Linked DNA regions of Homo sapiens: region 1 is linked to region 2. The links are chromatin contacts, found by Hi-C or POLR2A ChIA-PET in ENCODE. All regions are on one chromosome and are shown on one strand. Each heading gives the region's core, a stretch centred on a gene start or an enhancer-like site at or near the end of the contact. The rest is flanking DNA. Distances are from core to core; before and after follow the strand shown. Region 1 holds the start of TCF4 (transcription factor 4). Region 2 overlaps TCF4 (transcription factor 4).

The links. Hi-C counts contacts between places; a loop is a spot of excess contacts on that map. ChIA-PET counts read pairs that join two places held with the same protein, here RNA polymerase II (POLR2A). Pooled maps may share reads with other maps.
Region 1: a map of OCI-LY7 shows a loop between it and region 2 (3-fold over the local background). The contact joins the promoter of TCF4 here to the enhancer-like site in region 2. A Hi-C loop is called at or near these places in 26 of 168 maps with a recorded cell type or tissue (A673, B cell, IMR-90 and 12 more), 11 of 37 single-sample maps with no recorded cell type and 23 of 50 pooled maps. POLR2A ChIA-PET finds 5 or more read pairs at or near these places in 10 of 52 experiments (A673, AG04450, BJ and 7 more).

The regions. Positions count from the first base shown.
Region 1 is chr18:55,586,446-55,591,145 of GRCh38, reverse strand. It overlaps TCF4 (transcription factor 4), which reads left to right and starts at 2,954. Exons shown (of 20, transcript NM_001083962.2): 1 at 2,954-3,108; 2 at 4,010-4,101. The coding sequence starts at 4,030. LOC105372126 (a long non-coding RNA gene) reads right to left here and starts at 1,247. Exons shown (of 3, transcript XR_935479.3): 1 at 1,171-1,247. RefSeq lists an enhancer at 1,140-1,369.
Region 2 is chr18:55,503,386-55,508,455 of GRCh38, reverse strand. All of the region lies in intron 3 of TCF4 (transcription factor 4), which reads left to right. Among named protein-coding and RNA genes, the nearest start is that of MIR4529, 27 kb to the right of the region's middle. Within about 2 kb of position 2,240, at least 3 of the 41 ENCODE cell types and tissues checked have a DNase peak (open chromatin) inside an H3K27ac peak, as active enhancers do; they include A673, B cell and OCI-LY7, where a contact is called at or near this core.

The sequences.
Region 1 (4,700 bases), core at 1,705-4,204, 82 kb before region 2:
CTTAATTCTTGTTCTGTAAAAACTTACATGTAAGTAAAAGATCGCCGAAATTGATCTGAACTCTGTTACTGCCACAAACTTTTATCAGCAAATGGAGATTAGGATGTTCCCACTGCCAGATGGTATATAGGAATATGGTTGAATGTGGACTGTTATCACAGACTGTCTGGTTTCAAAGGTGGGCTCTGTCACTCAATATAGTTGTGTGACTTAGTTAAGTTTGTACCACTTACAAAACTTCTTCCTTGGGTCAAGCTACTCAATTTTACTTGCTTCTGTTGCCCAATATACAAATTACAGTAGTAATACATACTCCATAGGGTTATTCTTAGGCTTAAAGTAGCCAGTATTTGTGAAGTTATAGGAACACTGTTTAGCATATAGTAAACACATGTGTTATCTGTCATTATTATTACTTGCTTTTCTGTTGCAAAGACTAAAAGCTATTGTTTTGGAGTAGGGAAATTTCCATTTAAAATTCCATTGGCTAGGTTAGCGGTATCAGTTGATTTAGCAAGGAATTAAGAGATGAAAAGGAATTATTTCTTTCGTGGTGGCTTCATCTTTATCTGTATCCACTATAAAATTCGTAAAGTGGGCGTTATTTGCTTTACACAGACCAGAAAACAGGCTACAGAAGGTAACTGCTTGGCCAGAAATGGGTTGAGTCAGTCGTGGCTTATGGCACAAACTACATTTGAGTCTACAAAGCAATAGATGAAGGTCTTCGCCAAGTGAAGACTTTTTGGACTTGGAAAGTTCACACACTTCCAGCGCTCTATAAGAAGATAGGGTGGGGGAGTTGGAGGAGAGGACCCACATCCCTCTTCCAGCCTAGGACCAACTTGGCCCAGAGGCCTTTTCCCATGCCGCCCAAGGCTCGCTGAGAAATCTGGCTCCACACAGTGGGAGAACCCAGGGTCAGGCTTACTGTGAGTGAGGCCGGCCCAGTCTTTCCCGAGCCTTCCTCAGGGAGACCTGGGGGTATCTCACTTCCCTGCGGAAGTCTGTGGAGTTTAATTTGTAAATTTGTGCCGAAACTACACTTTTGTGTCAAAGAGCAAGGACGGCCAAGAAGCGGCAACACGAATAAGAGCGCAGGGAAATGGGGCCTGCGAACGACCTCGGCCTCGGGAACTCCCACAGTGCCGCCCCACGCGCGACGCCTACCCGAGAACAGCCACCCGCCTCCGCTCCCGGAGGAGGCGTGGTCGACCAGCACCGCCATCTTGGCCGCCTCTCTAGGCGCTCTGTTTACCACTCTATGGTCGCCTGCTCCCGCCCCGCCCCTTCCCAGTCATTGTCTGGAGGAGCAGCCGCGGCCGCAGCTCCTTCTCTTTATAAGCCCGCAGTTCCCGGATGTGAATGGATTACAATGTATCTTTCAGGGAAACCTATTATTATCAATGTGACTCCACGGGGGAGTCCATGGTGATGATGATGAGGAGGAGGATGATGATGATGAGACACCTCTAAACTTGGAACAAGTTTAAGACTTTATGAGAGAAGAAAAAAAATCACCAACAAGAATTGTTTGAGGAAAAATTATAACTATCCTGTGTTCATTTTTTTTTTTATAAACAATAAGAAAAAGTTGTTGGATTTTTTTTTAATGATTTCTTTTTTGGGGGAGGGAATTTTGTTGCAGTTTTATGGTGGAAAATGCAAAAACCAGAGCCAGGTGCATAATCTTGTAATCTGTGGATATCCCTGGAGCAGGACTGAGTACCAGTTAAAATACTTTTTGGGGATACACATGTGAGATACTAAGTACTTGCAGAAGATTTTTGTCTCTCTTTTTAAAGTCTCTTTCCTTGGAATATTGTGAGAATATTTGTGGCCATTTAAGGTAACGTTTCAATTTGCCGTCAGAGTAAACTGTTTGTAATTGAATTTAATTTTTAAAATGTCGATCCCGATGTTTTATTAAAACAAAAGGGACAACCTATTAAATAATTGCCAATGGGAAAAAGTGTGTGCATGCATTTTGTGTATGTACTCGCACATCTAGCAATACCAGGATTTGTAGAATGTGTGTTTTTTTTTTCAAACACACGTTAAAATAGCTTATGTTGCATATACCGGATAAAGCACGCTTGTTATTACGAAACGATAGAATTATGAAGCTTAAATTTTATCCTAAAAAGTGATGTGAAAAAGTATGTTTTAAGAGCATGCAGGGCCTATAATGGTAAATGTTGAATTAAAAACTTACAGTGCTGGCGAACAGGGACTTAGCGTGCCTAGGAACTCAAGTGCAAAAACAAAACAACATCCACCCCCAAAAATTGCCCTTTTTTTTTTTCGAAGTTTGCAGTTATACTATTCTGTGACTTAAAAGGGAGGGGAAAGAAAGTATGCAATTCAGATTTCGCCCCCAACGCAAAACTACCGAAACGAAAATCTCCCCAGGAAAATGTGGCTTGATTTATAGACGAAAAAGAAAAATATTGTTCCTCTTGGCAAAGTCTTTTTGCATCACGTGTATTTGCAGCCTAGTATAAACTTGCTTTGCCGTGTGTGGATGTGTGAGTGAGAGGGAACGAGAGTAAGAGAAAGAAAGAAGTGAGGGGATGTAAACTCGAATAAATTTCAAAGTGCCTCCGAGGGATGCAACGGGCAAAAACTGAACTGTTCAGGCTTCAGATTGTAACTGACGATCTGAGGAAAAATGAGGTGCTCGATGAATTTTCGTTTGTATTTTTTGGCGAGGCGGGGGAGGTGTTGAGATTTTTTTTTTTTCCCCTCGGGGTGGGTGCGAGGGGGATGCATCCTAGCCTGCCCGACCCGGAGCAAGTCGCGTCTCCCCGCCGGAGCCCCCCCACCCATTTCTTTGCTGAACTTGCAATTCCGTGCGCCTCGGCGTGTTTCCCCCTCCCCCCTTCCCTCCGTCCCCTCCCCTCCCCGGAGAAGAGAGTTGGTGTTAAGAGTCAGGGATCTTGGCTGTGTGTCTGCGGATCTGTAGTGGCGGCGGCGGCGGCGGCGGCGGGGAGGCAGCAGGCGCGGGAGCGGGCGCAGGAGCAGGCGGCGGCGGTGGCGGCGGCGGTTAGACATGAACGCCGCCTCGGCGCCGGCGGTGCACGGAGAGCCCCTTCTCGCGCGCGGGCGGTAGGTACCGGCGCCTGCGGGGCTCGGCGGGGCGGAGGCGCCCGGCGGCGCGGGGTTCGGGCTCGGCGGCCCCGCACGCGGCTCCGCGCCTCCCGCGCCGCGGGCTCCCGGCGCCCGGCGCTCCCAGAAGAGACACCCCTTCCCCTCCCGCCGCTTCCCTCCCCCTCGCCGCCAGCCCCCCCGCCCCTCCCCTTGATGCCCCCTCGGAGGGACCGAGGACTTTGCCAGGGGCCTGACTTTAATTTTTATAACCCCTTTCTTTCACAAATTAGGGTGCTGGACAATTAGAGGACCCGACCCTCCACTCCGCTCCCCCCAACCCTGTCACCCCACCCCTCCCCCTTTGGACGTGTTTTCACTCCAGAGACGCTCATCTTTAATTTCTTGATAGCTACTTTGAAAAGCGGAGGGGAGTGGTGTGTGCGAGTGTGTGTGCGTGTGCGAGTGTGAGTGTGCGAGGGGGGTGGGGTGCAGGGTGGGGGGAAAGTTGAGATCGGATCGTTCTCAGTAGTTTCTCTTTTCTCTGTGATCCATTCATTTCTCGCTCTACCTCCTGTTGCATAAAATGATGCGCTGAAGAGCGGCTTTTTTTTTTTCTTTCCCTGATTTGGTTTTATAGTGGATGTTACCAGTTTGATCGTCTCTTTGGAAATACAATATCGCTTTTTTTTTTTTTTTTTTTTTTTTTTTTTTTTTTTTTGCTATTGCTGCCTATTCCATCTTAAAAAAACAAAACCAAACCCAACCCAACAACAAGTCTCCCATCCCTTCCTCCTTTCCACCTTAATCCCACCCGCCCCCACGTCCCCACCCCCAACCCCCCAGTCTCCAAAAATCCGATTGTGTTTTCTCCAAGGATTGGGACTGGATTTTCTGATTGCGGTTATTTCCATGTTTCTAGGTTTGTGTGATTTTGCTAAAATGCATCACCAACAGCGAATGGCTGCCTTAGGGACGGACAAAGAGCTGAGTGATTTACTGGATTTCAGTGCGGTAAGAAAGAACGGTGGAAACTAACAACAGCTGTGAAAAAAACAAAACAAAAACCCAAACACTTCAGCTAGAAACCAGTAGGAATCTAAAGGACAGTAATAATTTTTAATTGGCTGAATCCTTGGTAAATATGAAGGTCTTTTTGACAAGTTTTTAACTATAATTTTGTGGTGTGATGGAAGATTCAGGCTTTTTTTTTTTTTTGAGTTTTATTACTGGCCTTCAATTCCCTACCCACTGATTACCCCAAATAATGGAATCTCACCCCAGTGGAAAGCAAAAATAGACACCCCTAAAACTAAACCACCCCTAAAACTTGGCCATGTCTGAACACTGAGACTACTAATACTTTGCACACTACTCTTCGTTTTATTTATTGTTTTTGGAAATGGAAAATAGAAAATAGGAGACCCAGTTGTCTCTTTAAAGTTTTAAGCTAATGATGCTTTGGATTGGTAGGACCTGTTCCTTACATCTTACCTCCTAGTTACATCTTTTCCTAGGATTCTTAAAACTAGTATGGATATGCTGAGCATACATTCTTTAGAACCTTTTGGACTGTTTTGGTAAATTTCGTAGTCGTAGGATCAGCACAAAGC
Region 2 (5,070 bases), core at 991-3,490:
AGGAGAAATATAATGGAGCAGTTTCTCAGTTCTTGTTAGAAATAATCATTACATTTGAAAATCCAACAAAATATTAACATTCAAAACCCATTTTCAGAAGTGGTGGTGGTAGAATTGCTATAACGGAGGAAAATTTAGGAATGGCAGCCTGGTTAAAAGAAAGGGCGGGTAGACCTGGAGTAGGTTATAGATCAATTTAAAGCAGCAAAGTTTTCTAAAGGTGCTTCTAGTTTTACTTTAAATGAGTTTGCAGTTGCACATATCAAATAATAAGGTGTTATTTGCCAGAGGCATTTTGTTGGTGGGGGGTGGGAGAAAGTTTTGGGGTATATTGTGTGTGTTGGGGGTACATTTCCCCGGCTGCCTTTTTCCACTGCTGCTGGTCCTCTGGTCAGGAAGCCTCCCTGTCCCGCACTGGTTCTGTTATTTGTTCTTGGATAGCATCAACTTGAGGATGAGACTTTATAGGCAACACATTAGCCTCAGTGTCTCCTCCTGGTTGTAGTCATTTCCCGGTTACATGGGTCAGTTTCTCCACCTTACTTGAGTGAATGCCTAGAAAGGCTATTTCAGCCTAGAGAATTTTTAGGGGAATGGAGAAGCTGAGGGTAACTCCTCAGCACCAACACTTGAACCCAATCAATACTTGATAGATTACTCCCAGCACACACAATACACCCAGAAATCTTCTCCCCAATCCACACCCAATTAAGTTTCAGCCAAGGTTAGAATTCAGTGGTTCCCTCTGTGTGTGTCCCCTTAGCTGTTGCTGTTCAGGTGCAAAGGTGTTCATTTCTTTGTCTACCCATGTGTAGTTGCCTGATATCCAACTAAACTGCATCAAAATATGGAACCCCTAGGTAGGCAAAAAAGATAATTAGAATACAGTAGTCCCCCCGCCCCCCTTATCTGTAGTTTCATTTTCTCTAGTTTTAGTTACTGTCCATCAGCTGTGGTCCAAAAATATTAAATGGAAAATTCCAGAAATAACTCCTAAGTTCTAAATTGCTCGCCATTTGATGAAATCTGCACTGTCCTTTGCCATCTCATCCGGGACATGAATCCTTACTTTGTCCAGCAGATTCACACTCCAGACACTCCCTGCCTATAAGTCACCTCTAGGTTTTCAGATTGACTGTTACTATGGCAGTGCTCAGGTTCTAGTCACCCTTTTTTGACTTAACTATGGCCCCAAAGCACAAAAGTAGTGAATCTGGCAATTCAGATATGCCAAAAGAAAGCCATGAAGTGCATCCTATAAGTTACAAGGGCAAAGTTCCCCACTTAAGAAAAGGCCAGGCCTGGTGGCTCATGCCTGTAATCCCAGCACTTTGGGAGGCCAAGGCGGGCGGATCACCTGAGGTCAAGAGATCGAGACCAGCCTGGCCAACATGGTGAAACCCCATCTCTACTAAAAATACAAAAATTAGCCAGACGTGGTGGTGGACGCCTGTAATCCCAGCTACTTGGGAGGCTGAGGCAGGAGAATTGCTTGAGTCTGAGAGGCGGAGGTTGCAGTGAGCCAAGATTGTGCCACTGCACTCCAGCCTCAGTGACAGAGCAAGCCTCCATCTCAAAAAAAAAAAAAGAAAAAAAAAAGAAAGATCATATGCTGAGGTTGCAGTATATTATAATTGTTCTATGTTACTCTTAGTTATTGTTGTCAGTCTCTCACTGTGCCTGATTTATGAACTAACTTTATCATAGGTATATATGCATAGGAAAAATCATAGCGTATATAGAATTTTGTGCTATCTGAGGTTTCAGGCATCTGCTGGAGATCTTAAAACCTATCCCTCTCTTAGAGTGAGTACTGTGATTATGTTTAAATAAATGAATGCATGCTTGCTTGTGGAAATATTTTTGTGTGTGGGGTATGTATATGTGTGTGTGTGTGTGTTGCATGTGGACATTTTAATGTGTGTGTATTATCCTAGCTGATGGTTTTCCTTTGGACATTTGGGTTCATTTTGTAGAAAGAAAATGCAGTTTTAGAATCAGGAAGCTGATTGGATGATTCCATCTGAATATATGTGTGTGTATAAATAAAATATATTATCAAAAGCCTGACTTGACTTGGGAACTGGGAAGTAGCAGCCTCAGGTCCTCCTAGGTTTATTGGAGTTACACTTATTAGTAAGTAGCCTAATCCTCTCTGCAAAGAGAGGAAGTACAGTTTTATGATAGAATCACGTGGGATGAGGATCATTGAACCAGAGAGAAACTGCTGCTGTTTGATTTCCACTGCAGGTCATCAGTATTTCTTGATCTAGAACAATGATAAAAAGTGTTCTGGTCTTTAAGCAAAACTCAGATTTAGGCTTTATCCTTAGAATCTGATCTTTAAAACTGGAAGCACAAGCTTTCCAGCTTTGAATTCACTCCATTTCAGAGATGAAGAAACCATTTCTCAAAGAGGTGTCTCTGTTGAGGTTTCACAGTGAACAAGTCAGGTCAGCTGAATCCAGGTCTAGTGTTATTTCCTGCAAATACATTTTATTTTTCATTTTTGCAGTAATCTTTAGATTAAACCCACTCCTATACTGTTGGATTAGTTAGGCACATGGACTGGGTGTATGTTTCCCAGATTTGAAGGTTGGTTCTCCATGTCATAGTTATTTGTTCTGGTTGCTTTTTTTTTTTTTTTTTTTTGAGACGGAGTCTCGCTCTGTGGCCCAGGCTGGAGTGCAGTGGCGGGATCTCGGCTCACTGCAAGCTCCGCCTCCCGGGTTCACGCCATTCTCCTGCCTCAGCCCCCCAAGTAGCTGGGACTACAGGCGCCCGCCACTACGCCCGGCTAATTTTTTGTATTTTTAGTAGAGACGGGGTTTCACCGTTTTAGCCGGGATGGTCTCGATCTCCTGACCTCGTGATCCGCCCGCCTCGGCCTTCCAAAGTGCTGGGATTACAGGCGTGAGCCACCGCGCCCGGCCCGGTTGCTATTTTTTCTCAGTTTTCTTATCTGTACAGTGGCGGTAGTTATTTCATAGAATCATACTGAGGACTAAATAAGTTATTTCTTGTAAATTACTTACATGAGTACCCAGCATAAGTGTTAGCTATAATAATTATTATGTTATTAATGATTATGTCATTATTATGTATTGTTGATAGTAATATAATAATATATTGCTTTTTAGACACTTTAGTTAGCTATCCAGCATATGACAATAAAAAGGTGGCTCTATTGAAGAGAAGGATTCCATAATTTTCTTGTGAAATTAGCGCCATAAATCATTGAACATCTTGCTTCAGTTTTGTGTGAATTATTTGGATTGACTAAGTACTCTTGGTACTGGGCTGAGTTACCATCTGCTGTGTTTTGCTTCCATAGGTCAGGCTTATTCTCCTAGGGAATGGTGAGGTGGAAAAAAATGCCAATAACCTAACCCCAAAATGTATCCTAACTGTCTTGTTCACATTTATAGGACAGTTTTATTGCTGTAGGTAAGACGGATAACTGGGCACTATTCCAGCATCTTGGCAGTTTTCCTTTTTTCAAGGTACTAATATTAGGATTAGCATGTTGTTTTAAAGCCATTGCCTTTCTGCACCTTATAATTGCTTGTTCTTGGGGGAGGCTTGGAACATTTGAATTACGGTTTTTCTGCCAAATATGGGAGAGGTTGTCTGTTTTGTTTTAATACTTCGATTGGTTTTTAAAGTTGGTACTACAGTCCATTTTGCCAACAGACAACACAAATTAGAGGCAGTGTGGGCACACTGTGTATGGGGCAGATGCAGAGAGGGGCAGCGAATATGCATGAGCGAGAATGTTATAGCTCTGTCAGTTTTTGTATGTGTGCCTCAGTTTATTTTTGGTATTGATACCAATGTTCGGCAATACAGTGATTTGCCTCCTCTATTTTGTTTCTAAATCAAAGCCTTGGCAGATTAAAATGACTAGGAAAAGATTAAATTGTTAATGGTATAATCATATTTTTCTCTAAAGCATTGAAGAATTACAGTGTCTATACTTATTAGCATGTGATAACTTTAGTGATTGAAATGTTTAGCTAGTTTTACTCAAATATTAGTAGGATTTCTAATTTTCATAGGAGAGCCTAGTGCCACAAAAGTTACTGGTAACTAGCACTCTTCAGTTTTCATCTTCATGTAACTGTTGTGAGCATTCAAGGAAGGAGCTGGGAAATGGTTTAGTCTTCATAGATGCTCAACAGATGTGAGTTCTCTTTTCTCCCATGTATACGTTTCTTATCTTTTTGTAGAGTTCATGGGAGCAGCATTTATGGATTCAGACTTATATTGTTGACAATGTCCTTGCTACCTGATAGATGATCAGTAAGTGTTGCAGAACGAATACATATGAGAGCAGCAGAGATAGGAGTACATTAGGGCAATTAGAATAGATTCCTTTTTTTGTTTGTTTTTTGAGACAGAGTCTGTTGCCCAGGCTGGAGTGAGGTGGATCGGTCTCACTGCAACTTCTGCCTCCTGGGTTCAAGCGATTCTTGTGCCTCAGCCTCCTCAGTAGCGGGACTACAGGCATGTGCCACCACACCTGGCTAATTTTTATATTTTTAGTAGAGATGGAGTTTCATCACGTTGGCCAGGCTGGTCTCGAATTCCTGGCCTCAAGTGATCCGTCCACCTCGGCCTCCCAAAGTGCTGGGATTACAGGTATGAGCCACAGTGCCCGGCCATTAGAATAGATTTCAAAGAAAAGTTGACTGTGCCAATCTCTGCTCCCTCCTGTATGTTGTTAAGTCTACAGGGCCATATTGCCTAAAGAAACGGAGTTCCCCAAGAATGTGTTAGGAATAACAAAAATTCTGTACTTTGACCTGAAAATTGCGGTTCTTGAGCTGGTTATTTTTCTAGGTATTGTTGGAAGTTATGAGTCAGAGTTAGGTACTTATTCGTGGATAACACAAGGACTTCTGTCAGAGATCTGGATGCTGTCAGTAGAATCTCTGTTTACCCTCTTGGGCTCAGTTTATTCATCTATTCTATGAGGAGGAGTATGCCTGTTTGGCCTTCCTCTTAGGTTGCTTTTGAGAATGAATGAAATAATATGTGAAAATTCTGTTCATAAGTGTAGAAGATGGC